2 separate regions of the Homo sapiens genome follow, and region 2 is linked to region 1. The links are chromatin loops, found by intact Hi-C in ENCODE. Cell type or tissue: K562. All regions are shown on one strand. Region 1 overlaps NOS3 (nitric oxide synthase 3). Region 2 holds the start of CHPF2 (chondroitin polymerizing factor 2).

Region 1 (2,500 bases):
TCGGTCTCCCCAGTGCCACACTGTTCAGGGCAGTGCTGCTGTCCCGGGGCCCAGGCTGGAGCTCAGCAGATTTGCCTTGATTGGAGGAGGAGGGCATCCTAGGAGGAGAGGGAGTGGGGGCTACCTCAGGGACGGGGAGGTCAGGCTGCAGAAACACATAGGCCCTGATTGGGAAGAAGGGAACGGAAAATAAGACTTAAAGAATTTAAACAAAAAGAGCCATTGCAGCGGGATGAGACCACATCATCAGGTTTTGGGAATAGGACTTTAGAGGCGTAGGATCCATTACAGCATCACCGAACCAGAAGCAGGAAGGCTGAGCTAAGCAGAGCAGCAGCAGTGGAGATAGGAAGGAAGGGAGGGAGGGGCCGAGGAAGGAAGGAAGAGATATAAGACTTCACACGCACCACAAAAGAAAGATTAACGGGACTTGGTGATATGAGGCTCAGCCAATCACGGGTGAGCCCTGCATTTCAAGCCTGGGACTGGCCCAGCAGTTTTCCAGCTGTGTGCCTGACCAGGAGTAGACGGGATCCACACCCTCCCAGGGATCTGCCCCGTGGGGTCCCCTCTGCCGCCCGAATTGTGCGTCCCTTCCCAGGAGCACTTACTATCTGCACGCACTTTGTGGAAAGCTAAGGGCTTTACATAAAGTATCTCATTTAATCTTCACCAGAACACAATGAGGTGTAAAGATGGGGAAACTGAGGCATGTCACTGTAAGTACGGGATTCGGAATTTGAATGCAGGTCTGAACACACAGACGCCTTCACAGAGCTACCGTGTGCCAAGCACTATGCTTCTCGGATCACGGGATTAACACGCACCAGATAAGGAACGATGCACCAATCAGGACGTGCAGAGAAAGAGCCAGCCGGGTCCCTGGGCCCAGCGGCCAATCCATGAAATGGGCTGGCGGAAAAGGTGCTGTCCTTGGCGCCGGCCTCAGCCACTGGGGCTGCCAACCCCCCAGGAGCAAGACGCAGTGAAGCCGCCCAGGCGCCTCACTAGGGCGACCCCTGGTGGCGGGAGGTCCTCAGCCCTCACCGGCCTGTCCCGCAGGCCGCCTGTGAGACCTTCTGTGTGGGAGAGGATGCCAAGGCCGCCGCCCGAGACATCTTCAGCCCCAAACGGAGCTGGAAGCGCCAGAGGTACCGGCTGAGCGCCCAGGCCGAGGGCCTGCAGTTGCTGCCAGGTGGGCCCTGCCCTCACCCTAACCCGGCTGGTTCTCTGAGGCCCCCACACCCCGGGACTAAAGCACTCTGGGGCCAGGCCCTGCTCCCTAGCTCAGGCTGCCTCATTTGCCCCTCCCCGCCCCCAGGTCTGATCCACGTGCACAGGCGGAAGATGTTCCAGGCTACAATCCGCTCAGTGGAAAACCTGCAAAGCAGCAAGTCCACGTGAGGACGACGGCTTTACCGCCCCCCCACCCCTGTCCTGAACACCCTGACCCTGGACCCTCCTCCTCCCACATTCTCCCGCCCCCACCCCTCTCTGACTCCCCATAAGTGCCCCTCTCCCCACCCCCAGGAGGGCCACCATCCTGGTGCGCCTGGACACCGGAGGCCAGGAGGGGCTGCAGTACCAGCCGGGGGACCACATAGGTGTCTGCCCGCCCAACCGGCCCGGCCTTGTGGAGGCGCTGCTGAGCCGCGTGGAGGACCCGCCGGCGCCCACTGAGCCCGTGGCAGTAGAGCAGCTGGAGAAGGGCAGCCCTGGTGAGGGGCAGCCTGGGAAGCAACAGGGCACACCAGCCCCATGCCCAGCCCCACCCCCGGCCCCAGGCCTCCAGGAGCTCAGGACCCGACCCAGGGGGTGGCCACCTCCTCCACAGCTCAGCAGGCAGGCTCAGAGCTGGCTGTGCTGCCCACTGCCGGGCTGGCCTTGTTGCTGGACCATCCCCACACCCTCAAATGCACCCCCACCAAAAGGCTGTCCCCTCCCTCTGGGCTCCTCTCCGAGGCTCCCCTAGCAATCTAGCTTGCTCTGGAGCTGGCACTGGGGCTATTTGCTGCCACATCAATGCCTGGGCTTTATTTAAAATAAGGGGGTGGAGTCAGAGGCAGAGGAGCCCAGACCAACCCAGTCCGGCCAGGGGCCCCCGAACAATACACTGAGGCTACCTAGACAGGCCGACCCCGCTGCTCAAGGGCAGGCTCTCTAACAGTCACCAAAACACAAACATCAGCCCAGGTACTGCAGTCCTGCTGGGCCCTGTCCTCAGAGCTCCCTGTGCACTATCCCCAGGTGGCCCTCCCCCCGGCTGGGTGCGGGACCCCCGGCTGCCCCCGTGCACGCTGCGCCAGGCTCTCACCTTCTTCCTGGACATCACCTCCCCACCCAGCCCTCAGCTCTTGCGGCTGCTCAGCACCTTGGCAGAAGAGCCCAGGGAACAGCAGGAGCTGGAGGCCCTCAGCCAGGTTGGGGGCCACCCCAATGAGGCACAGGGGCTAGAGAGACGGGATGAGCTGGGGGGACCCCAGTGGCAGGAAACCCCCAT
Region 2 (2,500 bases), 220 kb after region 1:
TTAAAAATTCAGCACATTTTACACCCCTACAAGATTACTTTGTTTTTTGTATATAAGACACAGGCACATCAGATGATTATAACCAGTTTTTTTTTAACCTATATGAATATTCAGTAGGACATGTGAAAGCTGTGTGGGATCAGGACAGTTTTCTTGTGTGATACCATCTTGCAATGTGCAAGACATGGAGCCTCCTTGGCTCCTCTCCCCCAATCATTTGACAACAAAATTGCCCCGAACATTTCCAAATTGCTCCTTAGGGAGGGTGCCATTCTGGTTGGGGAACCACTGTGGTGGTCTGAATGCTTTACCTGTTCCCTGTTCCCCAGCCTTACCTTGGGCTGTTCTCCCCTCACCAGGCTCAAAGATGCCCTGGGCCTTCCCAGTTCTTCTCCAAGCCAATCTCTTTCCTCTCTCAGGACATTCTGGTGCTCTTTTCTTTGCCTGGAAAACTGTCCACTTCATGTCTGGATAACTTTTCCTGAACCTTTGGATCTCAGCATTGCCAAATTCCCAGTCTAATTTAATACTTTGTTTAGTTTTTCCACAGGACTCTGTGCTTTTCTGCAATGGTACTTATCAGACTGGGATTTCTACCTGTTTTATTCTTGCTATGTCAAGCGTGTTTATTACCTGTCTCCCTCAACTTTCAGTTCCCTGAGAGCAGGGACCATGCCCATCTCGTCCACCGCTTGTTTACCCAGCACTCACGAAGATGCCCGGAACTTAGCATCCTTAGATGAACGTACGTGCCTGGCAAACAACAAACATTTCTTAGGCAACTGAAAGGCTGATGGGATTCCACAGCCAATTGGGAGAAAAGCGCTCTCGAGGGTGGGGGTATGCTTTTTCCAGGGCAGATGGTGTTCAGCCCAAGTTACGGGGCAGCTTTGGTCCACTCTGGATTTGCCTGGATTCGCGTATGTGGGGGCGAACGCGTCTTATCGGGGGGCGGCCGGTTGGGGCCAGGCAGCCCGGATCCCAGCCGAGGAGGTGCGCGGTGCTGAGAGGCCGTGGGAGCGACCATAGAGAACGCGCGGGCGGAGCGAGCGGCCGGATGCGGTCACCATAGAGACGGGTGACTGACAGGCAGCGGAAGAGGAAGCTGCGGACAGGGGCTGTGAGGTGGCAGCGGCTGCAGCGGCGGAGCCGGCGCCTCAGCGGGCACTGGGGTCTGTTCCCCCTTCCCCGTCCCTGCTCCCTGCCAGGCGCGTGCGGGACGCCGCTCTTGGTCCCCACGCCTCCGCCCCGCCCCCTCCCGGGACGCCGGGAGACCCCGGCCGTCCTTTATCCGGTGTCCGCCGGCCCCCGGCCCTGAAACCCGGGCCTCCTCCCCGAGGGCCTTGGGCGTCCCTCCTGGTCCTGCGCTCGCGGCCTCGATGCTGTCTCTGGCGCGGCCTCCGCTCCCGCCGACTGGCCTGAGAACGAGGTCTGTGCCCCAGTCTCCCAGCCGCGACCTCCGACCCCGCCTCGCAGAACGACCCGAGCTGGTCTCCCGAGCCCCCTTCTCAGCAGCCCGGTGACGTGGCCAGTTTATTTCTGTTTTGAGACGAACGGCGAAGACTCGCGTCGGGTCTTCGTTCTAGGGCTAGACTTGGTCTCTGATCGCCGAGAGGTAGCGCAGGGGCTGTGGGCCCCCGGCAGGGGTCCTGTCGGAAGCTGGCCGCGCTTCTGTTTGCGTTCCCAGGACCCTGGCATTGTCTCTAGTTGCTGCTTGTGCTCTCTCTTTGCTTTTGGTTTGCTTCATTTGGCCCCTGGGGCCCTGGTAAAACCAGGCACCGAATCGCTCGCACACAGAGTTCCAGTCCCCGCCTGCTGTCTCCTCAGCAGCTGGGGTTCCGAGGAGAATGCCCTGCAAGATGGCTCCATCGGCCATGGCGCTCCTGAGAGGCTGTCAGTGCTGAGTCACCGATCTACCTCATTCGGGTGGGCAGAACTTATGTGTGCCATGCGAGTGGCTCCAGACCGCTCCTGAGTGGGAGGAGGGGTTCCTGTAGCCGTTGCGTCTTCTCAAACACGGGGAGCAGAGTAGAAAGAGGCTCTGGCCCCTTCCCTTGTGCCCACCGGGCCTGCCGCAGTGGCTCAGCAGCCCCTTCAGTAGCCCGCCTGAGGACCGATGCCAGAGGCAGGCATTCTTCCGGAAAGGCCCACTGAGGCAGGCTCCGGCTCCTCTGGTTGGGGCTGTTGTTTTGATGGATCGTGTGCTTTTCCCTTACCTCTTATCACTTGCTGTCATCTGTTGACTTAGGCCCAGTCTGCAGATGTGTGTAGTGTTCCTTTTTGGGTTAGCTTTGGCAGTATTGAGTTTTACTTCCTCCTCTTTTTAGTGGAAGACAGACCATAATCCCAGTGTGAGTGAAATTGATTGTTTCATTTATTACCGTTTTGGCTGGGGGTTAGTTCCGACACCTTCACAGTTGAAGAGCAGGCAGAAGGAGTTGTGAAGACAGGACAATCTTCTTGGGGATGCTGGTCCTGGAAGCCAGCGGGCCTCGCTCTG

The links. Hi-C counts contacts between places; a loop is a spot of excess contacts. Peaks named below come from ENCODE experiments on the same cell type or tissue, not always from the same donor. Only the 100,000 strongest peaks of a DNase experiment are listed, where the experiment ranks them.
Region 2: it touches region 1 in a loop (2.9-fold over the local background); 3 of 110 quality-filtered maps call a loop at or near these places.

The regions. Positions count from the first base shown.
Region 1 is chr7:151,007,868-151,010,367 of GRCh38, forward strand. It overlaps NOS3 (nitric oxide synthase 3), which reads left to right. Exons shown (of 27, transcript NM_000603.5): 18 at 1,063-1,195; 19 at 1,322-1,400; 20 at 1,531-1,718; 21 at 2,248-2,420. Among named protein-coding and RNA genes, the nearest start is that of ATG9B, 15 kb to the right of the region's middle. RefSeq lists an enhancer at 878-927. In K562, CTCF peaks have their summits at 1,017 (motif pointing left) and 1,636; DNase peaks (open chromatin) are centred at 414, 934, 1,294, 1,614 and 2 weaker places; H3K4me3 peaks cover 2,295 bases.
Region 2 is chr7:151,231,386-151,233,885 of GRCh38, forward strand. It overlaps CHPF2 (chondroitin polymerizing factor 2), which reads left to right and starts at 1,098. Exons shown (of 4, transcript NM_019015.3): 1 at 1,098-2,500. RefSeq lists enhancers at 955-1,014, 1,970-2,500 and a silencer at 1,195-1,394. In K562, no CTCF peak of the experiment used is centred here; DNase peaks (open chromatin) are centred at 1,076, 1,894 and 2,236; H3K4me3 peaks cover 2,058 bases.